7 separate regions of the Homo sapiens genome follow, and regions 2, 3, 4, 5, 6 and 7 are each linked to region 1. Evidence: chromatin loops called from intact Hi-C (ENCODE). Cell type or tissue: PC-3. All regions are shown on one strand. Each heading gives the region's core, and the rest is flanking DNA. Links, peaks and the distances in the headings are about the cores only.

Region 1 (4,393 bases), core at 94-4,093:
CTCAAAGAAAGATGATAGAAGCAAACAGTCTCAATTATTAGAAACATGGCTTTCATGTCAATAGGTTGAGGGTACAGAACAGAATGTTGATGGAACCTAGAAATGCTCTTTCTGCTCACACTATACAATGGTGCTTGTGGAATTAATTTCTTGTAAGAATCAAATAGGAGCCTTTAAGTCTGATTTGCGTGATTTCCCAGTTGCCTTTCTGGGGAGCCAGGAGTTTTATTATGAACCCTCACGGTGATCCAGAAGTTGAAGGGATAATTATTCTTGTTAAACGTCACATTGCAGTAAGATATCCTCCTAGAAATATAGGAATATGAAATAAGACTTAAAATTGGATTCTGCTATTCACAATTATGTGTGCCTTTTGACTATTTGAGCATATTCAGCATACAAAGCATGCCCATTAAGTGACATAAACTTCTACACTAGCTGAGAAATATCATGGTAGAAACTCTAAAAAGGAAGTATATGATTGAACATTTTGGCTCAAAGCCATAAGTTACTGTGAGCTCAGAATGAAAGATAAGATAAAAGCAAGGACTGTAAAAGTATCTAAAAATACATATGATACAAGATTTTCAAAATAAAAAAAGACAGCTAAAAATGGTGCAGAGATCCTTAAGAGCCTTCAAAGTGTATCTTAACAATAATAACTCAAATGTCCCTGAGAGAACCTGATTAACAGTGAGCAAGAAATCCCTATTAACCTTTACCAGCTTCAAATGATGACATGTTCACATCATTTCATGTAATAGATAAACAGGAAATCAAATAAGACCATTTTGGAGTAATTGGAATATTGCAATATAAAGAATCTGCCGCAGAGTAGATAATCAACAAATGTTAGTTTTCCTGGGAAAGCACCATCTCTAACGATTATCCCTGGATATTTTGTGAAAACAGTATACTTCTGGTAAATCAAAAATTCAATCAGAATATTCCTCCGTAGTTTAATTCTAAGCTACTCTAGTTCTGTGATATTTGATATACACCATAGTTTTAAATCCAAGACCCTTGTTCCAAAGAACTTGAAAGAGTTACTAAAATTAGAAACATACTCACTGTTAAGATGAACAGTGGCAAACACATACTGCATGGTCAAGAAATTATGTCTGATGTTTACATAGTCACAGGAGTTGTTCCTCACCAAACAGTAGTTCTCAAACTGTAGTAAGCATGAGAATCACTCAGAGAGTTTCCTGAAAATGGTGATGCTCTATGCTAACTCCCATTCTTTAGAAGGGCCAAGAAATCTGCATTTTAACCATCATCTGGGTATTTTGGAAACACATTTGTTCTCAGAGTATACTTGGAGAAACCATGTCCAAAACATATGTGGCTGCTTCTCAATGAAATTTGTCTGCTAAAATGAGAGACATAGAATCTTAGCATCGATGTGATTGTCTGAGTGGATTTCAAATGCAATGGCGTGCTAGTTCTGCCTTGGACAGATTTTCATAATTGAGTGGCTTAGGTGGGGACCCAATATAACTAATCAGAATGTGATTGATGCCACAGCTGATAAAGGTGAACTATACTCACTAATGCGCTACACTCTGGGAGCTTCTTTATGCTGGAGGCTGGGACTGTTGCCCAGACTCTGTGATTGTAATGAAGATAGGCATGGGTCTTTAATGTTTTCTACCTCCTACTCCAAATGCTGAAAAATGGTTAGTATTGAGTATTTTTATACATAGCAAGAACAAGATAGACTGAGTTGGAAATTCTAGTCCCATATATCCCACTGACAATATTCTAATATAATTTCTTTTCTAATGTTCTATTAAAATGATTGATGTCAAATTAAACCTTTGGAATGGTGGCTGGTCATGTGAAAAAGTGACAGTTGGCCAGGATGCCATTATTAACATTTTGCATTCAGACTGATTTAACAACCCTGCTCCACTCGGCATTATATGTGTGCATTTACCCCAATTTGTACTTCCTAAAAAATGCTCTTCAATGAATAAATTGGCTCATGACAGCTGTTCCTTACCTTTTTCTAAATCTCATTTGTAAATAAGGCTCAGCCACCTAGCAATCAAAAGGTTGTTATAGATTACTTTGTAGAATTTTTACTGATCCAAGTTATTTCTTATTTCCAAGTTATGGAAAATAACTCATTATGTATTTTCTCTCTATACACTCGTCAGGCTTTAAAAACCATGTCCTCCAAAATGGAGACAAAAGAAAATCAAAGAGGTAAATCGAATATGCCAAATTTTGGAGAGTAAAAATATCATTATATGCAAACCTGATACATTTCATAACCTGAGTGACATCCCTTAGACCTCCAGTGCACTGGCAAGCTCTAGAAACCACCTGATCCAAGCTATCAGAATACCAAAACACCTGAATGCTATGTCTAAAATTAGACTATTGAAATTCTCCCTGGATTGTCACTTTGCTTTATTACCAACACATTTTTTCTCTGGGTGTCACAGTTGCTTTAAATGAGTAAAGAGTGCCACCAAGCGGCAGCATGATATTCATAAATCAATTCTATTTTCCTTCAGAAAAAATATACTTTACCTTTGTTAATTGTGCTGACATTCTTAAGAGAGACAGGATTACTCACATGATTTAAAACATTTAATTTCAATGTTCAAGTTATATCTCAGTAAAAAAGCACATTTTGCTAGATTGATGAGCAAATTTGCTATGATACATTTTTTAAACATGAAAGTTCTATCTGCAGTATTTGTAAAAAGGACAGTCATGCATTGCTTAACAATGGGGATACATTCTGAGAAATTCATCATTAAGCAATTTTATCTTTGTGGGAACATCATAGCGTGTATTTATACAAACCTGGATACTATAGTATGCTACACACCTAGGCCATGTGGTATAGCCTATTGCTCCTAAGCTACAAACCTGAACAGTATGTTACTGTACAGAAGGCAATTGTAACACAATGGTAAGTGCTTCTGTATTTAAAAATATCTAAACAGTAAAGGTACAGAAAATAAAGTATAAAAGGTTTTTTTATAAAGCACACCTCTATAGGGCACTTACCATGAATGGAGTTTGCAGGATTGGGAGGTGCCCTGCGTGAGTCAATGAGTGAATGGTTAGTGAGGAACGGAATGTGTTAGTAATGGAATGTGAGCCCTAGGACATTCGTGTACACAACTACAGGCTTTAGAAACACTGTATGCTTAGGCTACACTAAATTTATTTTAAATTCTTTCTTTCTTCAATAATAAATTAACCTTGGCTTACTGGAACTGTTTACAAACTTTTCAATTTTTTTTTTACTTTTTGACTCTTGTAATAACACTTAGCTTACACACATATTGTATAGCTACACAAAAGTATTTTTTCTTTATATTCTTATTCTATAAGCTTTTTCTATTTTTAAAAGTTTTTATTTTTACTTACTTTGTAAAAATTTCTGTTAAAAATTAAGACACAAACACACATATTAACCTAAGGATCATGAACATCACTGTCTTTCCCCTCCATGTCTTGTCCCAGTGGAAGGTCTTCAGGAGCAATAGCAGGCATGGAGCTGTTATATCATCTCCTATGATAACAGTGCCTTCCTCTGGAATACTTCCTGAAGAACCTGTCTGAGGCTGTTTTACAGTTAAATTTTTTATAAGTAGAAGGAGTACACTCTAACAATAAAAGTATAGTACAGTAAATACATAAACCAGTAACATAGTTGCTTACTAACATTGTCAAGTATTATGTACTATACACAATTCTATATGCTATATTTTATATGACTGGCAGCACAGTAAATTTGTTTATACCACCATTACCGCAAACATGTGAGTAATGCATTTCACCATGACATTATGATGCCTATGACATGACTAGGTGATAGGAATTTTTCAGCTCCATTATAATCTGTAGGACCACCAACAGATATGTGGTCTATTGTTGACTGAAATGTCATTATGTGGAGCATAACTGTATTAATAAGAATCCAATTTCCAAATCTTATTAGCTACATAGTGACTACTGGTATGGAAACCTGCAGTTTCCAGACAAAACTTTTTTTATTATACAAAATGTTGTTTCTGTCCAGATATTTCAAGAATATCAGATCAGGGGCAAAAGGGTAATTTTTTTTAGTATGTATTGCATAATCCCAGCAATGCTGACATTTAATCCCAGCTCCACATTGAGGGGAAATAAGGTATTCTCATTATCCCAACTTCCTTTTCAAAGGACTGTGCAATTTTGTGAAAATAAAGTCCATAGATAGTCCTCTAAATCTATTACAGTTATTAGTTCTGCTTCTGTATTCATGTATCCCCTCATTAAACAAACATGTACTGAGCATCTACCCTGCCAAGAACAGTGCCAAGAAGAAAATGACTAGACCAGTCCTGTCCTAATGATAATCGTAACAAGCTGGGGTCCCTTGGTT
Region 2 (4,393 bases), core at 134-4,133, 1.4 Mb before region 1:
TGTAACCTTGCCCTGAGTTTCATACCTGGATAAGATAAAGTCCTGTCCCTTTCAGTATTATTTAATGAGGCTATATTTGCTTTGCTCCCTTGGGACTCCTTCTGGGGAGCCATGAATTCTTTGCAATATTTGATAGATAGTGGAGGCACGGTTCTTAAGCAAAAATTACTATTGCTCTTACCCTAATTGATATGGTTTGGCTGTGTCCTCACCCAAATCTCATCTTGAATTGTAATCCCCGTAATCCCCACATGTCACAGAAGGGACTAGGTGGGAGGTAATTGAATCATGGGGGCTGTTTTCCCCATGCTGTTCTTGTGATAGTGAATTTTCATGAGACCTGATGGCTTTGTAAGCATCTGGCATTTCCCCTGCTGGCAGGCATTCTTTTTCCTGCCGCCCTGTAAAGAGGTGTCTTTTGTAAAGAGGTGTCTTTTGCCATGATTGTAAGTTTCCTGAGGCCTCCTCAGCCATGCTGAACTGTGGATCAATTAAACCTCTTTTTTTTTTCTATTAATTCACTGTCTCGATTATATCTTTACTAGCAGCATGAGAACGGACTAATACACACTAGTCTACGATGTAACTGAGAGTATAAAAACATGAACACAGACACATCACTCAAAAAGTCAAGCTTCACCTTAATTCAGAAAACGTATTAGGCAGGGAAATGCCTTTATTAAAGGAGACCTCTTGGACACCATTTGTTTTAACTTTTATTTTAGATTCGGGTGTACACGTGAAGGTTGCCACATAGGTAAACTAGCGTCATGGGGGTTTGTTGTACAGGTTATTTCATAACCCAAGTATTAAACCCAACACCCAATAGTTATATTTTCTGCTCCTCTGTCTCCTCCTACCCTTCACCTTCTAGTCGACCCCAGTGGTCTGTTCTTCTTTGAGACATCAAAATTTAAATGTCTTTTTTCTTTGCATCTATTTACATTCTAGATGGGTGAGAAATATTTTTATGTATATATGTGGATAGGTACATATATATGTATGTATGTGTTTATGTGTAGGTAGGCATGCATATATGCATTTATGTATTTATGTATGCATGTAGAACTCTATGTGTGCATTTAAAAATATAGATTAGGCATTCACTTTAGGGAAAAGAAGACATAGAAGTTGTTTATCTGGAAACATTCTCTTCAAATGATCTGTGCCTGCATATTTCCTTGGAAATGATTCAGGTACAGCAGAGGTAACATTATTTAACCTAATTTGAAATTTAATGCCCCTAGTTATATGTAGGAGTCCCCATTTATTCACAGAGGATACTTTCCAAGATCCCCAGTGGATGCCTGAAACCACGGATAGAACTGAATCCTATATACGTAAAAATTTCTTTTTTCTTCTTCACAATTTTATGGATAGAAGATTCATTCTAACCATAGATCTTAGCAGCCTCAGCATACATTTATTTATTTATGTTTTTACTAAGTCAAAAATTTCACCTTGTCCTCTCTAGGAAGCACTTTATGGCTAACTCTTTGGCATATCTAAATTGTCAGCATCACTATTCTTGCTCTGTGGGGTCATTACTAAGTAAAATAAAGGTTACTTGAACAAAAGCACTAAAAAAAAATACAGTTGATCTGGTAACTGAGCTGGCTACTCAGTGGCTAACCTGTGGGGAGTGTTTACAGCTTGGATACACTAGACAAAGGGCTGACTCACATGCTGAGCCAGACAGAGCAGGACTGCCTGAGATTTCATCATACTACTCAGAATGGCTTGCAATTTAAAACTTATTAATTGTTTATTTCAGAAATTTTCCATTAATTTTTTCAGATCTCAGTTGATTACATGTAACTGATACCATGGAAAGCAAAATTGCTAATAAGAAAGGACTACTGTAATTTGAAATTTTTAGCATCATATGAAAAAAAGTGTCCTTAATCTGATAAAGAATAGCTACAAATTTCTGTAGCAAATGTCTTAATTAATCATGAACTATTGATGTTCTCCTATTTGAAGTATGGCATGAAAAAAGCTGTTCATTATTATTTTTATTCAATATGACATTGGAATTTTCACACAATTTGAAAACAAGAACTGACAAAATCATTTGAGAAGGAAGAAATATAGCTGAGATTATTTGCAGAAAACTTGATGTGCAGATAGAAAGCCCAAAGAATCAAATATTAGAATTAATAAATGAATTCAGCAAGAATTCTGAATGCAAGTAAAAATTTAAAATATTTATTAGAACAGAGATTATAAAATAAAATTAAAGGATATCCTTTTTGGTACTATACAAATCAGCTTCAGATTTAGAAATAAATCTGACAATGATATGAAAATCTATAAAACTTTACTGAATATAGTAAGTCTTAAGTGAATGGATTGCATTACTAAGAGATGTTCATTAGAATATTCTCTCAAAATTGATCTGCATTTCCAACATAATTTCACTCAAAATCTCATCAGTGTATTACCAATCCTAGTATATGCTATAATGAACATATAAAAAAATCAAGAAAACCCCAGGTAATCCTGAATTTATAAAACCAGACTGGAGAATTTACATTATAAAATATGTTGACCTACTAAAACTGTAGTAATTAAGGCATTACTTAGTTACTAAAAGTATTTGTGAAGAGATAGAAAATTGTACATAAAAGTACAGAAAGTAACACATTATTTATACCAAAGAAGAAACTGTAGAGTATTGGAGGAATTATGCACTTTTGATAAATGTAACTAGATCAAGTCAGTTGGGAGAATAATATTTGCTATATATATGTATATTTGTATGAAACTGAAAACATGTATATGTGTGTGTGTGTGTGTGTATACACATGAATATATATAAAGATTTCCTATATATAAATAGCAGGTAGAATCTCAATAAAATAAATTCACTTATGAATTTATTTGTAAATTATGAGTTCACAATTTAAATTTTGTAATTGGATTCAGCACTATATATTTTTAGTTAACTTCTTTACCAATACTTTCATTTATATGTTTTCCTAGTCATTAATTAAAATTCTCAAGAACATCGGTCGTGGTGCTAGGCATTGTATTTGAAAAAAAAGAAACATAAAAATATATTAAGCCTCACCATGGTGTCATCAGGAGGTTTTTGACAAGACTACTTGTAATCTTAGACATGCTTTGTACTACCATTTTCATTTTATTATCTTTCCCTTAGAAGACAGAAGACTTCTGTATATAAAGGTAGGCCAGAACTCACTCTCCATTTCTGGAAACTATTCTAGTAGTGGTCACAATGTCTACATTTTTTTTTTAGCACTAAGTCAAATCAAGTGACATGTTTTTTACTGCGGATTTATATCTGTCATATAATCATGTGTAGATTGACACTCGTTAGCAATCTATCACATACCAAAAATGATTTTCAACAAAAAAATGCATTTATATTTGTTTTCCTCATCTAAGTGCATCTTTTCTTATGTAAACATGGCACACAAACATATGCTAACCAAACAATAAGCTTATTCCACTGTGGTATGGTTTCCATCTATACAGAGAATAAGGTGATTGTGCTCTCTGTCTTATCTGCTGCTGGTATGTGAAGAACTGATTCATATAATGAAAATCAGTGAGACTAGCCCCACATAAAGTGAAACAAATGCTGGCATGAACAGTTGATAGTAATTCTTCTAACATTTAAGTCCTTTATATATGTTACATCTAACATGCAAAGATTAAAGATCATTGATTTCCCAAGATTCTCGCCATGCTTTTTCTCCTTTATCTTTTTTCTCTTTTTTTTTGCTATTAGAATTATTTGTAATGACGATGCTATCTTTTTGTTTTAATGAACACTAAAAAATTATCAAATATTCTCAACTTTATATGGAATGTAATTGTGTGATTTAAAAAAAAAAAACTTGCCAAAATGTTGTTCCTGGCCCCTCTAATCTTCACCTTCCTCTTATCGCCTTTCAGAATTTCTCTGGTTATCTCTTGCATTATTTTCAAGGCTTATAGTTGAATGTAGTAGGGAGGAACCTAAGGAGACAAGTCTATCCCATCTGGTCTATACAGAAAATGTATGGCTGCTTTTAATTTTATCTCTATCTCTGTTTTTAAACAATTCAATGATGATGTGCTTTGTATTTTTTTCATGTTTCTTGTGTTGGGGTTTATTGAACTTCTTAGGTCTTTAAGTTTACAGCTATTGTCAAACTTGGAATGCATTCAACTATTGTGGCTTCAAACATTTTTTCTACAATCCCTCCCCCAACTCCACTTACAAGGACTGCAATCACCACTTGCAGTATTAGGCTACTTGAAGATATAGCACAGCTCACTGGTGCTATTTTCATTTTTAAAAATCCTTTTTTCTCATTATGCTTATTTTTGAGATTTTTGTTTTACTGTATCTTCAAGTTTAATAATCTTTTATTCTGCAATG
Region 3 (4,393 bases), core at 305-4,304, 1.2 Mb before region 1:
TACCAATTCTTCCATGAACTAGTCATATGCCTCTGGGAATTCAAGCCCTTCAAGTGAATTGAGGGACAGTTCTTTCCAGTAATATCTGTGGTTGGGGTGTGGGTTGGAGGTGTAGGGAGACAAAAAATAGATAAGTTAAGCCTCAAAGGGATCTTTCAGAGAAACACTCATTTTATTGGCTTAGTTAATATATATTTTAAAGAGGCCAAATTTGATTCAGTGTTTTTCTTGAAGATCTCAGCATAACAATAAGAGAAAGCAGCAGATCATTGAATGTTTTATTATTTTCCCTTATTTTCTAAGGCTATTTTATTAGTTAGAGTTATTCAGAAAAACAGAATTTATGAGAGAGAAAGAAAGGTATTTAAGGAATTGGCTAAGTCCAACAACCATAGAGCAATGTTGTCCTGACTCCATAGTCAAGACACAGCTCAACATAAAATTTCTTAAAACATCATATACACTTTCAATTTGTTCCAATCATGGGGCATTTTCTATTGCATCCCTCATGGGTTTTTCTATTTCTAAATTTTAAATTCTCTGAAGAGTAAAATTTTTGATTCAGAAACATATATTATTTTTGTTTTTGTTGTTTTTGCCTTCTCACCACTTTTGATGTAAAATCTCTTGGCACCTATTTGCTCATCCTTTGTAGCAATATGTCCATTTTTGTGCCTTTCTGGACTGAATTAAGAAAAATTTTCAGGCAAAGGATGTTAAAATACAAAATTAAAAATACACTAAACAAAAGACCATTTCAGTGCATCCACTAAACATGATGCATTTATATTATGATAATATTTCCATTGATGGTACTTAAGGACATACAATGAGGGTTCTTTTGAATAATATCAATATAAGGTGAAAAATATTGCTCTCTCAATGGTAGATTAATGTCCCACAAACCTTAACTGGGCAACTGTGGGACTAAGACAAAAGATTAATATATGAAACAATAATTTTGAACCACGTAAAAATCCCCAAACAAAATAATGTAATTACATGGAAGCATTGTGTCCAGAGAGAAAGAAAAATGAGTTATATAGTTTATATATTTTTAAATCATGATAAACTCATCAAAAGATGGCCTGCATTTTATTATCATTTTATTCTGATTATGGGTCAACAATTCTAAACAATGTCATAGAACACTTCTCTAAAATATATTTCATTTTTCTAAATTCTAAACAATCTTTGTGGCTGCTGTTATTTTTTGTGAATACATGCACAAGTGCCAAATTGGTACATTTCATGATGTCATTTCACATATATTTTATTCTACATGAAACTTAATTCTAAGAACTCTCAAGTATATAGCTTACCACAACACATATAAACTCAGCAATATATATGTGTTTTGATATTAAACTCAAAGTGGTTGATAATTTGTAAGCATATGGTGTCCAAGACCCTGTGTCTCTTCAAATTCCTGAAGTTAAGCAGTAATTTCAGAATAAATAATGAAAGGTCTGATTATAAATATGAAGCATAGAGCATGAGTTTCGAAAATGCTGTCATAGTATGTGGTCAATTGAAGTTTTTGTGTTTAAAATTTGAGACTGTGAAATAGAACATCAACTATAAAGTTAGTTTTTGGTATGTGTAAATTTTAGTCTGTACATGAATATTGAATCATAATTTTAAAAATGAACTCTATTATTCTTTAATAATGGCTTTAAAAATAATGATTAAAAATGTTCATTACCTATTATTGTAGGATTTTTCTGAAAATAATTTTGTTGTCTAGAGATAGAGGAGAGTTAATAACACCTGCATTGAATCTTCTATATATGCCACTGAAAGGGACACATACAACACAACACACACACACACAGACACACATACACAGAAACACACTTTATCTACTTAGTACATTTTAAGTTTCTTGACCTAAAAACCTGTGGACCACACATAGACCACAGTGAATTCTGCAAAAGAAAAATTAGTAGGTAGGACACATTGGCATATAAACAACTGACTCCCTTTGGCAGCTGCCTAAATTCACCATGTTCCTTCATAATCCACTGAACCATTATGACCTAAAATTAGAAGACAATTATTGAGCTCTTACAGTGTAAAACATAAATTAAAATTTCCAAAGAAACATACGTTAAGCCATACATTAATTTTAAAAATGTATTTATCTAGGATGACTATAGCTAACAGTAAAGCAGTGATTATTACAAATAGTTAAAAGAATATCCCCAGAAAGAAATGATAAATGTATGAGGTGATGGGTTACTAACCACCCTTATTGGATAATTTTATATATATATATATATATATATATATATATATATATATATAATATTATATATATGTGTGTATCCAAACATCAAATTATACCGAATAAATAAGTACAATGACAATGATCAATTTAGAAAAAGAGAAAGGTATACTAGAGTTTCTTCTCTCACTGTTCATATATACCAAGGAAGTGCAATGTGAGTACATAGCCAGAAGGTGGCCATCTGCAAGCCAGGAAGAGAGCCCTTATTGAAACCAACCATACTGGCACCTTGATCTTGGATTTTCCAGGCTCCAAAACTGTGAAAAATATAGGACAGTTGTTTAACTTACTCAGTCTATGGTATTTTGTTATGGCAGCCTGAGTTGGCTAAGACATATATTTTACCACAATAACAATTATTTTTAAAAATTGTGAAAATAACGTGCACATGATTTTAAATGTAAACTAGCAGCAAAAATACAATTAAAAAAGAATGTATTGATCTAATTGGTAGAGAAATAAATCACACAAATGTCACATATATATATATAAAATATGTGATGTATTCATATATATGCACATACATATGCCTGTTCATATATGTGTGTATATGTGTGTTAACTTATCTGGAAATTTTAATTTACATTTTACAAGAGCTCAATAATCATCTTCTAATTTTAGGTCACAATGGTTTGGTGCATTATAAAGGAACATGTGTGCATATATATATATGCACACACATATATATATATAACACACACACATTGAGATCAGAAAACGTATTTATTATTTTCTGCTGTGTTAGATAAATTTACAAAGATAAGATAGAAGTTGACCTTCTTCATCAGGTTTTGTGGAATTTTAAAAACTAGAAAATTTTTGACATGCAATCACCCATTCCATGTTATATTATTTTTTAATGATTGTATGTCTTATCTCTTCATTTAAAAAATATTCAAAGGTTAGGGACTTTGTTTTAAGCTTTGTATTCTCCACAGCATTTAAACAGTTTTAAATACTATTTGCTAAGGATTAAAATAATGCATTGCACAACAGTTGCTAGTTTTTATTATCATTATCAAGAGAGATGCAGAATAATTATTCAGGTAAAGCTATTTCAATGTCGACTATAATGCAGGCCTTTGATTCAGAAGTCCTAGGTGTTTTCTTACTATTATTCATAGGCTCTTTACACCTTATATAATCTCACCAGGTACAGGGAATATTTGCTATTAACATAGCACCTCAGGCTGTGCTGTGACATAAATATACTTCCATTTCCATATATTTTCTAGATTATTCAATTATTGTGATTTTCAGAAGAAATAAATAACAAGTGTAGGCTCAATTCTCTTGAGGGTGATTATCCTTAGACAATAGTTACTAGAAATTCATTGTGTTGAGAAGATAGGAGATATATTTACATTCAAATATGTTTGATGTTAGCCTATATTAGTTTTCTTGATCTTTCTATTAAAATACTGAAGATTTTATATTATTTACTTAATGACACTTCTTAATGACAGCTTAGCCACTTCTGCCATTGTATAAATTTGGTATTCAATGAGTAGATTGTTTTGTTCCTAAAATATTTTTTAAAATATATTTATTTTAATTTGTATATACTTTGACAGTTTTTTTAAAAAGCCATTTTATAATTAAAGCTTAGTGGAGTTCACCTAGTTTTTGGTTTGGGTAAAAATTCTTTTCACTAGGTCATACAAACAGGTTATCTTCAATTTCATTATTAATGCTTTTTCTGTCAACACTGTGTCTGAGAATATATACATATATATATATATATATATACTCAGAATATATATATATATACTCAGAATATATATATATACTCAGAATATATATATATATTCTCAGAATATATTCTGAGAATATATATACTCAGTATATATGTATATATACTGAGTATATATATATATACTCAGTATATATATATATATATATATACACACACACATATATATCACGCTCCATCACCCACTGCAAAATGAACTACTTTTTAAATATTTTAGTTCTTATTTTAACTATCTACACTTTTCAATTAATGGTTGTTTTTCAATTTTTGGTTTTATCAAGTTTTCATAAGCTCTAACCAAAGAGGGCTTTAAGGTTCGCCTCAGCTAACTAAACTTTAAACAGGTTCCT
Region 4 (4,393 bases), core at 169-4,168, 1.6 Mb before region 1:
TTCTTCATATAGACCTTGCTCATGTTTTGTGATTGAGGTAAAACATTGATATTATTTGTGACTCATTATGGTACATTGTTCCATACAACAGCCTCCTCATCTTCTCTCCTCTCTCTAGCTAATGGTTTTAATTCTGATCATATTTGACCTATACTTTTCAATTCAGACTAATGTTGATTGATTTCTCTATTTTATGTGTATAATAAACACAAACATCAGATTTATAACTACCTTAAGTAGAAGGAAGTGTGATACTTTAAAACAAAGAAAGCACTAGTTATAACATGTGTAGTTCACCTGCCTGTCAGTAAAGATAAGCTCCAGCTGCCAGCTTAGTGCAGTATCAACATCCTCAGGGGCTTTCGGTGTCTTTTTGTTCATTTGTTTGTTTGTTTAACACAATGGTAATCATAAGACCAGCTTTGTGCCTCAGTAATGAAGCAAACAAAGAAAATGAGAGGTTGCTTTTCTGTGGCTATAATAGAATATGCATCAATCGCCTCCCTCACTGGTGGATGTAGCCAGTTTCTTTGTTTTTCTCAATTGTATAGATTTCACAGAGGTAGGACAATACAGCGGTTTAGATCATGGACCACTTTGGTTCAAGCAGCACTTTCACTTTCTTGCTATATAACCATAGGTATGTTGTCGTATCTCTTTTTTCTTTTGCTTTCCATCCGTGGACAAAATTATTACCTATGTATAGAATTCTGGTGAGGAGAAGTAAATGAGATGGAGAAACATTCTTAAAAGAGGGTCATGCCAATAGTAAGTGTAACATGAAGGGTCAGTAATCATTATTATATGGAATGTGAAGGCTCCCTTTTAAATGTGGTCTCTTCCCAAACACTGAATTCTTCAGTGACCACTATGAGCCCATGATGAAAATTCAATCCATCTCCAAAAACTAGACAGAAGGAAGGAATCGTAACTGTGGATCACAGTTGGCATGGGAACAAGGAGTAAAATTATCCAGAACATCTGAAAATACAGGCATTGGGAAAATGATGCATTACTGTCACTCTCTTTTGAGTAACTCCCCAAAATCTTTTAAAAATAAAACTTCAGGTCCATTTCTTTGTCATAATCACTTCACTGAGAAAAAAGGTGGAAGATATGTGCCCTGTTAAGCATAGATGAGAAGGAGTGAGGGAAAAAGGGAGGAAAAGGGAAAGGGAGACCGGCTCTCATCTCTTGTCTTTTATTTATATTTACTTCTGATTTCTTCTTACTCAAAATGTACCATTTAGTTTTTTTTTATTATCAATCTTGAATATTTTTATCTTTTAAGCCCTGGCATTTTCACGTTTGTCCATTAGCAAATCAATGTTAATTCTCCTTCAAATATGTAAATTCTTGAGAGAATAAATTATGAATGAATAAACTAAAATTTCCAGTGGGACTTGGCATTTTAGAGGAGGGCTTCTTTATCTCTCAAAGTAGAATATACTGCAAAATAGACGTTCCAAGCTCAAGAGCAGGTCAGTGACACTAGGAGAAAGGTCTGGATAGAGGGCTTTTCACTGCATAGCTATTAGATTTTATCTCATGGTTGACTGATAGTTCAGCCTAACCTCAACTCTATTGGAAAATAGTCTTTCTTTGCTCAATAAATCCATGAAGAGGAGGCATGTGCTTTTCTGAGCTTAAATTCTCTGAGAAAAGTTGTGGTGAAGCTTCACTGTGCTAGCATGGATGATAGAAGATGGTATTCTTACTCAATCAAAATGTAGCATGCACCCCTTGCTTCAATCCTTTCTGCTTGTGCTTTTTTTTGTAAATATTATTGATAGCTACAATATCTTATGAAATATTAACAAAATATTTTAAAATTACTATACAAACATGTATAACAACTGAAATTATACTGCAACTATATTTTTCTGGCTCTCACTGTAAGCTTGCTCAGTTTTAGCAACATGGAAACAAGAATTTGTTATGTCTCTTGTGCTTATTTTGGCTCAGAAGACTGTAAGTGTGGCGCTTGCCACCAGAGAGCACTCTTTAATGGTAACATCATATTGTAATGCCCACTGACTTTAGTGTACACTGTTCCCACACAGTCTGATTATGACTTATTGCAATCACTTTATACCAGATAATTCTCTTTATCTTTTACACAGGGATATAACTTAATTACTTTCAATTAATTTGTTCTATTATTATAAATAAATTATTGTTATATTTTAATTGTTACAGGCAATAAGTATTTCTAAATAAAATATAATTTGATACCTTTTCAATTTATTAACATATTCAGTTTTAATGTTAACAATTAGCTAACATGGTAGAATTCATAAAGAAATTTATGGTAGAATTCATAAAGAAATACCATTTTGTTTCTAAAAAGTGCTATTGCTACTAATTAATACTCTTTGCCATGGGGATGGTAGTCTTTTCAATTTCAAGAATGAACAATGTATTTAGCAAAATATTTGAGAAACAATATATATTGTCCATTTTATCTATTGAATTAAATGAACACAAATATTTCAATACATTTTCATTTGCTATTTGACAATTGTGTTTTCAAATTTAAGTAAAATTTATTCTCAAAAATTCTGAAGGAGGCAAAAAGGAAATATACATGTACGCTTGTAGTATATACACATTACATTTGTATATACATGTGTGTATATCTATCTATATATTATATCATAAAGATATAAAAGCCTGTAGGCCTGTATCAGTAGCCAAGTAGCCAGGGATTCATCAGGGAAATAGAACCAGCAGGAAAATTTAAAGAAAAAATATATGTATTTATATGTATATATGTTTATATATATTTATATGTATACATATATTTATATATATATATAGAGAGAGAGAAACATAGAGAGAGAAAAAACAGAGAGAGAGAGAGACTTATTGCAAGGAATTGACTTACATGAGTTGGAGGCTGGCTAGGCAAGTCTGAAATTCATAGATCAGGCTATGAGAAAGGACAGGCTGGAAACTCTGGTAGGAGCTGATGCTGCAGCCCACAGGAAGATCTTCTGAGGGAAATCCTCAGTTCTGCACAGTTTAGGTTTCCTGAAGATAGATGCTTGGAAAGCAACTATTTTATGAATAAATGCAAATAAAAGCCCATAGCAGCTGTAGAAGTCCAAGACCTAAATAACTCACTTGAAACAAATATGCTTTGTGATGAAACTTCTTAAATGTTTGGACTGATGATCCTAACTCTAACCTGAAACTTTTTTGCTAATCCTTTCCAGAAAACTACTGCTAAGAAAGGAGTATGTAAATAATATATGTGAAGGGTTGATAACATTCAAGTTATACTTTTTTAATGTAAAAAGAAGCTCTGGTATGCAAATCTTTGTCAGGTGATTCAAATTCTGATTTTTCAGTGATATTACTTATATGGAAAATCTAATAGTATTCTGATTACTACAGTCCTACTTGTTTGGAGCTGTATGGGAAGAAATTGAATTAGAATGCCTCTTTTGGAGCTTTTATGACCCTTTAGATGTGTTAGCTGTTATTTAACATACTTTTTCATCAAATTAACTTATAGCAGGTTTGTACTGTACTTATGAGCTCAAAGAAGCACTTTTTACTACCTTAATTCAGTGACTTCTATATTTTTTCCTTTGGGAATTCCTGTATTAGTGCACAAAGTTAGTTCACTTTTCTTCAAATTTAGTGAAACATCATCATATTATTTGATAAATAATCATTCCAACTTTCCTCATTGGCTTGTGATACTCCTTTTTCATATATCTTTTTATTATATATAGTATATATCTTATTATTATATAGTATATATCTTACTATACAGTATATATTATATATAATATATATCTTATTATCATACAGTACATATTATATATAGTATATATCTTATCATACAGTATATATTTTATATATAGTATACATCTTATTATATATACTAGAATTTATTTTATATATTGTTTTCCTAGAACCACCATATTTTATTATACCTATATAATATATATACACATATAAAATATATATTATGTATTAAAATCAGGGATGGCAAATATTTTAATATTTTGTTTCCATATTTAGAATGACCTATATAAAGTTCCCTACCCAGTGACTCATTGGCACTGCTGTGCTTCTCAATCCCCCTGCTTTCTTTTCATTAGTCTGTTGTTACACCGATGAAGAACTTGGTGTCATTTAATGGGTGCAAACTTCATAGCTGATACTCATCTTAAATGTTGTTATCTTCACTATAATACCCTCCATTTAATTTAATGATAGTAGCCTCCACTTAATTTCAATTTTAATTTACATAGCATGTGACTATATATCTTCAGATAGGCCATTTGAAATATTTGGTGCAACTATGATGCCTGATTTTTTATACAAAGTGGTGAATATGTATTCACTTAAAAATTACACCATTTTCAGTATTCAAACA
Region 5 (4,393 bases), core at 63-4,062, 450 kb before region 1:
GAGACAGGAGAACTGCTTGAACGCAGGAGGCGGAGGTTGCAGTGAGCCGAGATTGCGCTGCTGCACTCCAGCCTGGGTGACAGAGCGAGACTCCATCTAAAAAAAAAAAAAAAAGAAAGAAAGGAAATATATTAAATTGATAACCAGTATTATATATATATATATGCCTTGTTCTTTATTTTTTGGTAAACATTTTATTTGGAAAGACAAATTAGGTCACACAGATCTATCTACAAGTGACTGTGCTGCAACAGGAGTAACTAACATATCCCTCAACCTCCTACAGTCTATGACAATCACTTCCCAATAAATTAATAAGCAAGTCCCAATCAAAGATTTCCCAGATTGCTTTCCACACAAACAACATTATTCCGAGTGTCTTAAATACATATCCAATGGAAGAACATTTTAATTTCAAAGTTTTTATTAAGTAATTCAAATGAATCATAACTTGTGCTTTCCATACATATTACCCATAATGAGCAATCTATTAATCTATCAAAATGTACCTATAATTAAACTATCAATCTATTTTTTGTAATTGATAACATGTAAATAAAAATAAATTACCAGAAAGTTGAAATCATTTTATTGGTAATTTTACTTTGTCATATACATCAAGATAAAAACTGTCAGACTACACTAGATTCACAGACAATTGTTTTGGTGTTAAGAGAAAGCAAATTTATGGACTGCATAAAAAATAATTATAACAAAAGTAATTAAAAAGAGTAGATTTGAAGTTGCCTTGTCACTAAGAATCAAAAAAAATTGGCTAGAAATATTTTATTGTGCTATAAGTGAACATAGAGAATTTATATGTAACATACCTTCCTTTTGACATGTGTGAATGTGTATGTACTTATACACGTGTGTTTACATTTGCATGTGAATCTTTCTTCTTCTTTTTACTTTTCTAAAAGGAAAGCCTTTTATTTCCATACAAGCAAATCTGTGTTGCCATGAAATGAAGGATTAGGCGATTGGTAGTGAGATCTTGATAACAGTGGTAAGAAACTATGATATTAAAGAGGAAAGTTCTTTTGAAGGCTTAGCCAAGATAAACAATGACCTTGAGAAGCTGGGGTTTCAATGTAAGAAAGACACCACAGGCCTCCTGTTAGTAAATGCCAAGTAAATACAGATGCAGGTAGAATACACTCCATGGGATTTTGAAAGTACCTGATTCATAATAAAACAGTGCTTAAAATTGTAAAACTCCCTTTTCTTTTCTTTGTAAAAATTGCATGGAGTTGGCTGAGGTATTGTTCTTGTTCAAAAAACAGTTTCATAAAGAAATGTGTTAGAATCAAACAAGTAGATCAGCTAGTGCTATCACTTATATAAGAAAAAACATTACCATAAAAATACCCTTAAGAACTTTTTCTGACTCCATATTATGGGCTTCTAAAATTAAAACACGGTTCAAAGTAATTCAAACAGAGTCATCCTCAAAAGGCTTTGCCTGTATTAAGTCTCCTCTCCATGACAAAATGATCTTCCTCTTATTGCCTCTAAAAACAACCTCCCAGAATGTTCCAATTGATGTTCCAACTTTCTTATTTTGTTGGCTCTAAAAGCTTGCCTAATACTGAGATGTATTTAAGGCTGACACTGATATCAGACATCAGATTCTACACCTTCGAAATTCAGGGTGACATATATGAGGTTTCTTTATTAGGAGTAGAGAATATAAAATGTCTAATATAAAATTGCCCCCTAGTGGCAGTAAAAAGCTCTCACTGATAACCACCTTTAAAAATAAGGGTCAAGGCCAGGTGCAGTGGCTCACTCCTGTAATCCCAGCACTTTGTGGAGTTTATCCATTCTCCACCCACCAAGGCAGGCAGATCACCTGAGGTCAGGAGTTTGAGACCAGCCTGGCCAACATGGTGAAACCCCGTCTCTACTAAAAATAAAAAAAATAAAAATACAAAAATTAGCTGGCCGTGGTGGCAGGTGCCTGTAATCCCAGTTACTTGGGAAGCTGAGGCAGGAGAATCGCTTGAACCCAGAAGGCAGAGGTTGCAGTGAGCTGAGATCGCACCATTGCACTCCAGCCTGGGGGACAAGAGCAAGACTTCATCTCAAAAAAAAAAAAAAAAAAAAAAAAAAAAAAAAAAAAAAAAGGTCAAATTGAGTTTGGTAAACTTATTTCAACTCTTTTACTTTCCATGAGGTGTAGACTTATATAAAGAACACAGTAATAAATGTTATTAAGTCTCACCCTCTCTAGAATGAGAAATAGAATTTGATTGCAACCATATCATGAGAATTTAGCAGGGCATAAAACAGCTACTTAACCTCCAGCCTTATAGCAACCCTTTATCCTCCATAACTTTCTTTTAGAATCATGACACATAAAACACACTGCTACTAGAGAATACAATATATCCCAACTGGAGACTCTATCCATCTTGATTAACATGTAATCAATAACGTTCCTTTTATACAATTAAGTCATCTTGAGTCAAGTAAGTGACATAACTTTTTAAGATGACAGAAATATAATTTTTTCCCAAAAGGTCATAAGGAATTACAATTTCCATAGAAAATATTACTTTATATAAATATCAGGGCTATAAGAAACATTGCCAGGGCAATCTACTTTTTAATGAAATAATTAGTAAAGTCTTAAAAATTGTTTTGCAAATAATTAACAATGTTAAAATATGTTAAAAGAGACTATTAATACTTTCTGCTCTTTTTCATCCACATAACTCATTATCTAGCAAAGAAACAAGACCAACAAAATAATATATCATCTCAGTTCTAGTAACTATTAGACATTGTAAGGCCCTGTAATTGCCAATTAATAAAACCAATATTCCATTAGCATTTTTACAATATATCACTTTTTCTTCTACTCCTTTTCCTTTTCTTTCTCCTGCTTTTTTTTTCTTTTAACAGTCTTTTCTCTGTCTTTATGTCTACAAAATGGCTACAAGAAGTCTTAGGTATTCTGTTTTACAACACATATTTCAGACATTGACTATTTTATAATAAACTTAATTCTAAAGAGCAATAGCATTGGATTCATATCAGTGTATTGTAATAATTATGCTTTCATTATTTCATCTTTGTTCTTGAGCCGTAATAACCTTGAAGTGTTTGCACTAATACTGTTGTAGTTGTTCTTAAACATATACAAATTATAAAAATAAGGCAATGGGAGTAAGAGTTTAGATTTACAGCAAACTATATGTTTCTGCTAGTTTTGACACTAGTTTGCAGTTACCCTACCAACCTGAGCCATAAACAGAAACTAAGCACAGATTGGATAATAAAAGCATAATATGTATATATGAAGGTTTTTCTATGGAGAAGGAATACAAATGAGGGAATATTTTTTAAATTTTAAAAAGTGAATAGGTATCTATAGGAAAGCCCCATTAATGGATATTGCGTGTGTTTTTAATTGTTTTTCTGGACTGAACACGGTTCAAAGCAAAAGAAGAGTCCTACCCTGCTTATAGTTACAAGCACAAAAGAATAAAAAACAGAGGCTCAAATACACATTCTTTAAAAACACGGATCGCATGTTCTATTGACAGGCACAAAACATAGAAAGTAGAAAGCAGTTAAATGTACATTTTCATATTACTGAATCTGAAAGTGCCAGGAATTTTTTTTTATCTTCCTCCAAATGTTTCCTTTATGTTTGTATAACATAAATAGAAATGAAGTCTATTCAAAGCTGTATTTTATTGACCTGAAACCAAAGGATGAATTTTATAGTTAACTACTTAATTGGGTACCCAAAACAGCACTGCTCTTTGTTAACAAATTCACGAAATGTAGGCATCTTCAATACAAAGAAGGACTTATGCAATAATCAGGATTTTGTGTAGCACACTGAGTCTTTAGTGGTGAGACACATCGGACATGAACACTAAAAGTTTTACCATGTCAGGTTTCAGGGCAGTGGCATTTAACTCATTGATGTATCTTGCAATCAGTGGACAATTTAAAAGGTAGAAATATGGTAATTAAATCCTAGAAACTGGTTATGAAAAACTCGGCTTACATTTGCACAAGTCAAGCAGTATGGGCACATTTATCAAAAGGAAAACATACTATCCAAAGTCTGTCACATTTGGGGTTATGGAACAATATAAAATGAGATTAATGTGTAAATTATATAAAATACAGAGCACAATTTTAAATAATATGCATAAACATGGATGATAGTGCTAGATCAATCAGAAATGGAAAAATAAGAAATTCAATGAAAATCATTAAATTGAATTACAAGTATAATTGAATTATAATCATTCACTTAGAATCAGATTCCTATTAATAAATGAACGCACAGTCCACATAGACTGTTAGGTAAGATTTTTCCATACACTGGCTTAGAAAAGCAGTTAGGTGCTTACCATTGTTAATGTCC
Region 6 (4,393 bases), core at 151-4,150, 500 kb before region 1:
GAATTTTTTTTAGAGATGTAAGCATGTAGAAAATGTGATGAAAACCGTGGAAGCAGTTGACTTCCTTATTGAAAAGAAGGCTTTTTATGTATAAAATGGATATCCCTCTATCATAAAACAGTTATTTTGTGGGTTCTTATTTCTTTGCTTACATTCCTTTTTGTTAGATTGTTTTAATGATTCTTTATGCCCACATCTATTAATTGCTCACTTTCCAAGAAATATACATATACGCTCATAAGAATTTCAAGAATAAGACTGGTGAAACCTAAAGATATTTTTACCTTGTTAGTACAAGCTTTGTTTGAGTTACATACATCCAAAAAATAATTTGAATACAAGTAAATGTTTTCCTTTAACACTAGACAAGTAAGACTCTCTCAATGTAAGATGCTAAAAATTACCTTGGAGTAATTTTGGAGGAAAAAGAAAGATAAAATTCTGGATATTAGAGTGCATAAATATAACTTAGACTTAAACATGAGATTAAGAACATTAAGAAAATTAAACACAAGGCATAGAGAAATTAGAGGTCACTCAATCATATCTTTTGACATCTGATGGGTTTTGCAAAATTAATATGTTACTTGGTACCAGTTAACCAGGCACAAATTTCCATCTCTCTAGCTCTACTTTTGCCCCAACCCTGAATTCTTCATGATTAAAGGCTCTGCTCTTCCTTTAACATTTATTGATAAGCAATCTACATTTTAGAGCAAATCTTTATATCACATAGCATAGGTGCAGAGAAAAGGTAAGAATCAAGTGAGGAGCTATAAAGCAACATTAAAAAAATGGCATTGTCTCTCTTTTCCAAAATGGATATTTGCAATCAATCTACTAGTTAACTATAAATGGAACAATGTACTTTCTTCCTTTCTCCAAACTGGAGAAGAGACTTTTAGAAGAATCTGAGTAAACAGGAAAACTTAGTCTTATCTTACAAGTCAAGGAAGCAGTTATTAAGAACATATGGATAAGCATGAAATCAAATCTTATTCTCTGCAAAGGAGCAAAGTTTGAAAGTAGATGATTCCCTACTTAATAATGTGAAACACTAATTCCATAGAAGACCTGTAGCCTGGCAAACCATGGGGCAATTAGGAGAATAGTCCCCTCATTCTTAGAAAGCTTGGATGGAACTGTGTCTCAGAATTAATATCTGTTATTGTCCTGGAAGAAATAAATGTGTATGTTGGGGCAGAAAAATGTAAGTTTGTGTCTTATTTAAGTTATTAACTGAGAAACAGAGAGTCATATTTATATGACTGCAACTATTCCAATGAAGTAACAAAGAGCATAGACTTGGGAATGTTTTGCAGAAGAAAGATCATAGACCTGGGAATGTCTAGCCCTGGGAATGTCTAATGAACTGCTCTGTGGGCCACCCAGAATTTCTTGCTGGAACTCTGGATATATTTTGTTGCTTGGATATGTCAAATGTGGAAAAATAGATTGCTGGGGATGAATTTGGGACCCATACAAACTACATAAGTAGTTAGGTTTTCTGAAAAGTTGGCTGGAGATTGTACATTCAAAGTTTAAGGAAGAAGACAATTTTTACAGATAGGCAAAAACTCTTAATAGGGTATTAAATTTAGAAACTGAGGACATATAAGAGGATATATTTTTAGAAGACTACTATAGAAAGGGCTTATATCCTTAGGTGTTTTTCCTTTGGTCTATGTAAAAAATCTTACCTAGCATATAGTTCTAAATTTTATGCCCCATGTTCATTAATTACTGTAATGCTTATTCAAGTTTTATGTCCTATGTAGATAAGAAGAGAGATTCATAAGAGAATAAAGACATAAAGAAATTAAAAGAACCACAGCATATTGACACCTTTACTACCCTTTGTTCAACAGAAACATCATCCAAGTGATTGCGCCATGTCTAATACCTTCAGGTGTTCACTGTCACTGAAGTTAGTGTCAATCATGTTAGAGATGGGAAGACCTGAGAAAACTTATGACAGTGAGGTGGAGATAGACCGGGAAGAAATGTTAAAAATTCTTTTTCAAAATATACTACAGAACATGATAGGGCCTGTAAAAATGGCTTCATTCCCCTGAATCTTTTCTTTTTGTCATCTGTCAAAGAGGAATAAAAGGGGTATTTTGCTTTGCTCCTGGTTTTACAAATAATATGAAGTAACATATGAGAAAAACATTCTATAAATTAGGATAAGCCCTATAAATATAAGGCATAATTATAAAAATTAAATACAAAATCAGTGGCAGAGTTGTTTAATCATAGTCCTAATAGAAGGCTCTTTGATGTTAAATGATTTACTGCTGGAACCACAGTGCCACCTAAAGACTTCATACCAAAACTATAGGATTAACAATAATTGTTTTTGATTCTTTTTTTTTTCCTTCTTTGCTGTCTATATTGTGTCAACAAATGTGGATACTATATTGGCAATATTCCATCACAAAGTGTTCTGTAGTAGTTCCAGAATTGAATTCAGTTTATAATGTAAATCTCTCATCAAATAGTTAAGAGGTTTTTTTTAAAGACCTAAAAGCAAATGTGACCAGGAAACAGAACATACATAGAATTTATTTAATGACTTTACATTACATTGCTTTCTAAATGTAATAAGAATAACATTTTCAGAAAACTTAAGCAATTACATCCTTACTAATTTAATGCACATATTCTATACTAAGAAAAACATAGAAGAATATATTTAAACACATGCAGGAAAGAAAGGAAATAGAACAGACTGATTTAATGTATTAAGAAATGGCTTCAGGTCTTTCACTAATATTTACAAAGGACCAACACAGTTCATGTCCTCATAGGTAAGAAGTGATAAAGACAGATAATATAAAGATCAGTCTTACTATAAACATAGATGATGTAAGATAATAAATGAAACACAGGTATTATGGCTAAACATAGAAAACCAACTAGAGAAGTACAATTACAAAAGTCACTTCTTGAAATTCTGTTTAACTCCTTAAGTAAGTGTTTCTACTTTTGTCAGTCCCTTTAATGATACATTTTCATTTATGGTCCTACATGTCTTCAATAATTTTACCCTATAAAAGCAGAAGCAACAGATATGCTATTAGGCTAAAGTCCACAGGTTAATAGACGTTCTTTTTAAAAATTATAATTAATCCTTCAAAAATCCAAGAAAAAAATGGGTGCCTAGGCTTACCTTGTGTATGTATATGTGTGTGTTTGTGTGTGTATGTGTGTGTGTGTGTACATATATATATATATATGCAAGCTTATAAGAAGCATAGGTTGTATATAAAGTTAGGTTTTAGGGATACAATCTTTATTTAATAATCAGTGTTCATTGTACTTTTCCTCTGTAAATGGATGATTATCTCCTTCCAGAAAGTCAAGGAGTTGGCTATGAGCACGCAATTTCTAAGGAAAGCTGATGTCCAGGGATTCGAATTCCAGCCATTTCTCTAATTCTTTCCAAATCAGACACATGACAAACTCAACTAATAGGCTTACGGTAAATTCTTTTTTATAAGTAAATAAATTGAAGACCCTACAAATTGATTATATCTTTGTCATAATGGACAGATGTGCATGTGACCTGAATAATACTTGAGAAATTCTACAACCAAATGGAATTATATTCAGAAGTATCTAGTTTCATTTTTATCTCTCATAACCAAGACATACAATTTACAAGTTACCTTCTGTATGAGAACATATTTCTACAAAACAATATTAAAGGAAGGTCTCTGCCCTATACTTCTATAATCAAGAGGAACAATTACGAGAAGAAATAGTGGGTTTCTCTTTTTTGTGAAATTGGTTTTGTGAGATTGTGAAAAAAATTACTGTTTTTCCCAATGTTGTGGGACTGTGAAATAAATTACTTAACTACAATTTAAAAGCCTACTTAGATGTTGATAATGCTTAAAAGTGAGAAAAGTAGCTATTTAGACAGGGTGTTTCTCCTAAATCAAAAAATCCATCAACTACCATAAAATATAAAATAAAACACAAGACAGTCAATATTTTCAGTAAGATATGAGAATGTATTTTTTGTCACACAAGCTGAATCTGGGAGAGGACTATGATCTTTGTTCATAATTAAATAAGGGAAGCATTGCATATTTGTTACAAACTTTAAAAATCAAAGCATTTCAGAGCAACCATATAATATTCTTTGAGCAAATGTCAATTTTTAATGCTGAAGTTGAGATGATGTCTTTCAAATGCACAAAGATGAAATGTAACGGATTTTTTTGTTTGTTTGTTTTGATATGGAATCTCGCTCTGCTGCCCAGGCTGGAGTGCAGTGGCCCGGTCTCGGCTCACTGCAACCTCCACCTCCCAGGCTCAAGCGATTCTCCTGCCTCAGCATCCCGAGTAGCTGGGATTACAGGTGCCCATCACCATGCTCAGCTAA
Region 7 (4,000 bases), core at 1-4,000, 620 kb after region 1:
GCATTGCAAACCATCATGAGAGCAGTGGCTTTTATTCTGAATGTGCTGTGAAAGAGCTGTGTTCTGAAAAATCTGTAAGATGTGATAAGTTAAGAAATCTGGCCAGGCACGGTGGCTCACGCCTGTAATCCCAGCACTTTGGGAGGCCGAGGCAGGTGGATCACTTGAGATCAGGAGTTCAAGACCAGCCTGGCCAACATGGTGAAACCCTGTCCCTACTAAAAATACCAAAATTAGCTGGGCATGGTGGCGCACGCCTGTAATCCCAGCTACTCGGGAAGCTGAGGCAGAAGAATCACTTGAACCTGGGAGGCGGAGGTTGCAGTGAGCCAAGGTCGCGCCATTGCACTCCAGCCTGGGAAACAAGAGTGAAACTCCATCTCAAAAACAAAAAAACAAACAAAAAAAGAAAACGATTCCACGGTTCATTCAGTGATACTAGTTACATTTTTAATAATTATCCAAAGTTGATTATATAATACTTGGAACATTCTTGTAGAAAAAATATTATATAAACATGATTATATATATTTATGTTCTACTTTGTTCTAAAAATTAAGTTTAAGCAGATAAATTTAGTCATGTATTCTACATGTAAATTACTTACCTAGTGGGATCTTTAGTCTCAGATAGTATCTCAAGAAGTTCATCATTGGACAAAAAAAAGAATCTGGGGAAAAAGAGGCGTTTCTTTTCCAAATATTCATTAAGTCCTTTAAGAATGAGCTCCAAAAGTTCATTAGATTTTTTCAGCCTTTCCAGCATTCTGTCAATGGTTACAACTGTCAGAACATGTTTATCCTAAAAATAAAAATAAAAAACACTCAATTCAAAAATATTAGATACTAACTCTATTTATATTCATATTATATTTGAGATTATATGTTTGTAATCAAACAAAGGTTATGTAAATTTTAAGGGGAGTATTTGTTTTTTAAAAGTAGTCTTGCATATTCTAGGTCTACTTGGCCTCTCTGATTCTGTAAAAGTCACATTGATTTAATCCTCAGCCCTGTTCATAACGATTCTCATTCTAAGTTGAGAAGTGTAAGAAACAGAAAATGAGAGAGAGAGAACACTGCCTGAACTCACAAGAAGGACAGTGGAAACAAACTGGTATGAGATATTTTCTTTTGTATTTTATTCTTTGAGGAAAAGAATTCTAAACAATAAGTCATCATTATAATTATTATTTTGAATTTTATTGTTATGAATAATAATAACATAACAGAATCCCTGTTTTATAACTACAGAGAAAAAAGTAAGGGTTGAGGAAATGAGGAAGAAAGCTTTCTAAGAAGATCTTACATTGTAAACAATGACCCTTGAAACTACTTTATAACACTTCTTGCTGAAGGACTGAAGTTCAAGGTGTGCTCTTCCTGAACTCTCTAGAGACAGACTGTTCCACCTTTAAGGCATGGTGAACATTCTCACTTGAAAGTGTCACTGTGAGCTGTTTGCTTTAAAGTGATTCAAACACAATCAAATATTTTTAAAAGAGCTTTCTTTTATCCTGTGTATTCAAAATAAGAATTATAACCAAAAGCTGATCTTAAAGAACTCATATTTTTTAAAAAAAGTAAATAGAGTTTATTGATTTCTCAAAATATCTATACAGTAACCACCAAGTTTATGAAAATCTTTAGAAATACATATAAAAATACAGCCTAGATATAGTTGAAATAGAATTCTTTTTACTTTTTTTTCTTTAACACATGGTTGATGTCATCTGGGTCTATTCTTGGTCTTATAATTCCAAAGTCAGTGTTCACCACTGACATCATTGACAATGTAAGGAAAGTTCTTTACTTAATAAGCTTGAAGGTGTTGAAAAAACAAAAAAGGTGCTAACACAACAGAGATTTCAATCGCCAAGTAGCACACCTCATGAAAATACACCAGACATTTATTAATGTAACAGGGCATTTTAGGAAATTTATATGAAATTAAATCAAGAGAATATTGTTAAAAACTAAATACTAAATTTCAAGATTAACTAATTAGATATTTTTGGTATTTAGCCATGACTGAGAGATAACCAAAAATGTAACCAGTAAATTTTTTCCTATAGGAATTTTATTCAATTGCAGGAGTCTCTAAAGTATGTTTTTGTGAACATACTTTGAATGTGTCTGAAAAGGAAAGATACAATTTTTGCTTTTTTTGGATTACAACAATGCAATTTGGAAACAGCAATTTAATCAAAGAAAATAATTATCATTACTTGTTTCCTCAATAAAACATGAATATATAAATCATATAATATAATTAGATCAATTTATCTTTAAAGGTGCATAATTTTTAAAAGGAATTTTATTATGCTTCTTGTTTTATGTTTCAAATAGACATTCACACACACACACACACACACACACACACACACACACAAACACACACAGCATAACAGACTCAGGCCATCATGTTCGCCTAAATCCAAATATCAAAATAATGTTCTTAGAGTGCCACCTTCTGGAAAAGTATGCCTGTATTTGTTTGGGGAAAAAAGCTGAATTGTGGCTAATAAATGTAAAAAACTCCTTTCACACATGAACAGTATTTGTTATTCTCAACCAAAAAAATTATTGCAATGTTTCCATTCTTAATCTAAGATTTGAAAGCTAAAAACTCAGTTATTTAAACCAGTATATTCCATTTGCTAAATATTATAATTGCCAAAATAACAAACAAACAACAACAAACCATGGAAAGAGCATTCAGGTAAACTTTTTTTATTATTGAATTTCCAGGGTCAAACCTATTTAACCAGATTAGCTTAATAACTCTGAACCAAATATGCTACTTTTAAATGAACACAGGCAATAATCTATGTATCTTTGTATATGGATTTAAGATTTTAAAATAAAAGTAATCATCTTATGACTGGCAACTCAACTACCTTTACTCTCTCCCAGTGAGAAGACAAACATAATAAAGACTGTATCAGATAAAGAAAGGGGCCCAAGTTGAACAGACTTGGTGTCTGTCCACACTCTATTCCCCACTACCTGTGCGACCTTAGATCATCTGCTTAATCTGAGTCCCTTTTTTATTATCTTGAAAATGGGGATAAAAGCCCTCTCTCAAAATCGGTATGAGGACTAAATTAGATAATGTATTTGAAGTGACTAATATGGTGTCTAAAACACACAGACACTTGAAGCGACCCTTTTACTCCCCCTTTCCTTCTCCTCACCCCAAAATTGTCTGTTAGAAAGAGTGCAGGTGGGGAAGGATTGACTCTGGGGAAAGGGGAAAATGAAGCATTTACATCACTCCATGTTTTATGGAGTTAAAATGAACATTTTATAATCTTCCATCCTTCAAGAAAGGTATTTATCATAGTAAAATAACACTGACTTTAAATTCCTCTAAGAATCGCCATCAAATCCTGGTACAGAGTCACCATTCCATGTTGAGTGCTTCAGCAAATGCAGGATGAACTGCACTTGGGCTCATACAGGGAAACTCAAGGAATGTACAAGCCTCCATGTCACAGAAGGCTGGTACTTCATAGCTATGTCCTCAGAACATAGCAATAAGATGTTGTAACAGGAAGCTACTAGAAATTTGAATCTTAGTATGACTTCTTTGACACTTTAATTACTTTCTGTCTCCTAAAGGGGAAGAATTGAATTATTAATTGTCATTTTTTTGGTTAAAAGAACACTGACTGACAATTTTTAAGTGTCTTCTTTTACTTCACAACCACCCACCAATCTCATCAGCTCTAGTGATGATCTACTAGGTTTACATTTCTAAACCAAATGAATGTGATATCAGGGGCCCGAAACATTGAGTATATAGAGAGCTTTCTCATTTCTGCTACTAGGAAGTTTCATAGAAAATACGGTTTTGTCACTGCTCAAAGAAATAAGAGAGAACACAAACAAATGGAAAAAAATTCCATGCTCATGGATAGGAAGGATCAATATCATGAAACTGGCCATACTGCCCAAAGTAATTTATAGATTCAATGCTATTCCCCTCAAGCTACCAC

What was found. Peaks named below come from ENCODE experiments on the same cell type or tissue, not always from the same donor. Only the 100,000 strongest peaks of a DNase experiment are listed, where the experiment ranks them.
Region 2: a loop joins it to region 1, with 18 times the contacts of the local background. A loop is called at or near these places in 4 of 110 quality-filtered maps.
Region 3: it touches region 1 in a loop (23-fold over the local background); 22 of 110 quality-filtered maps call a loop at or near these places.
Region 4: a loop joins it to region 1, with 9 times the contacts of the local background. A loop is called at or near these places in 6 of 110 quality-filtered maps.
Region 5: it touches region 1 in a loop (6-fold over the local background); 7 of 110 quality-filtered maps call a loop at or near these places.
Region 6: it touches region 1 in a loop (5-fold over the local background); 5 of 110 quality-filtered maps call a loop at or near these places.
Region 7: it touches region 1 in a loop (14-fold over the local background); 14 of 110 quality-filtered maps call a loop at or near these places.

Annotation. Positions count from the first base shown.
Region 1 is chr2:195,316,192-195,320,584 of GRCh38, forward strand. All of the region lies in intron 1 of LOC105376755 (a long non-coding RNA gene), which reads right to left. Among named protein-coding and RNA genes, the nearest start is that of LINC01825, 210 kb to the right of the region's middle. In PC-3, for the core only: CTCF peaks have their summits at 2,477 (motif pointing left) and 2,677; DNase peaks (open chromatin) are centred at 2,460, 3,080 and 3,810; H3K27ac peaks cover 1,350 bases.
Region 2 is chr2:193,965,126-193,969,518 of GRCh38, forward strand. No RefSeq gene overlaps it. Among named protein-coding and RNA genes, the nearest start is that of LINC01821, 380 kb to the right of the region's middle. RefSeq lists an enhancer at 86-607. In PC-3, for the core only: no CTCF peak of the experiment used is centred there; a DNase peak (open chromatin) is centred at 1,666.
Region 3 is chr2:194,164,519-194,168,911 of GRCh38, forward strand. No RefSeq gene overlaps it. Among named protein-coding and RNA genes, the nearest start is that of LINC01821, 180 kb to the right of the region's middle. In PC-3, for the core only: CTCF peaks have their summits at 2,491 (motif pointing right) and 2,692; no DNase peak of the experiment used is centred there.
Region 4 is chr2:193,693,575-193,697,967 of GRCh38, forward strand. No RefSeq gene overlaps it. Among named protein-coding and RNA genes, the nearest start is that of LINC01821, 650 kb to the right of the region's middle. In PC-3, for the core only: a CTCF peak has its summit at 1,994 (motif pointing right); no DNase peak of the experiment used is centred there.
Region 5 is chr2:194,865,833-194,870,225 of GRCh38, forward strand. The region is part of intron 3 of LOC105376755 (a long non-coding RNA gene); the gene reads right to left. Among named protein-coding and RNA genes, the nearest start is that of LINC01790, 140 kb to the left of the region's middle. In PC-3, for the core only: a CTCF peak has its summit at 1,714 (motif pointing left); no DNase peak of the experiment used is centred there.
Region 6 is chr2:194,817,270-194,821,662 of GRCh38, forward strand. All of the region lies in intron 3 of LOC105376755 (a long non-coding RNA gene), which reads right to left. Among named protein-coding and RNA genes, the nearest start is that of LINC01790, 89 kb to the left of the region's middle. In PC-3, for the core only: a CTCF peak has its summit at 2,309; no DNase peak of the experiment used is centred there.
Region 7 is chr2:195,935,992-195,939,991 of GRCh38, forward strand. DNAH7 (dynein axonemal heavy chain 7) reads right to left here. Exons shown (of 65, transcript NM_018897.3): 20 at 608-801. Among named protein-coding and RNA genes, the nearest start is that of DNAH7, 130 kb to the right of the region's middle. In PC-3, for the core only: CTCF peaks have their summits at 2,476 (motif pointing left) and 2,678; a DNase peak (open chromatin) is centred at 2,440.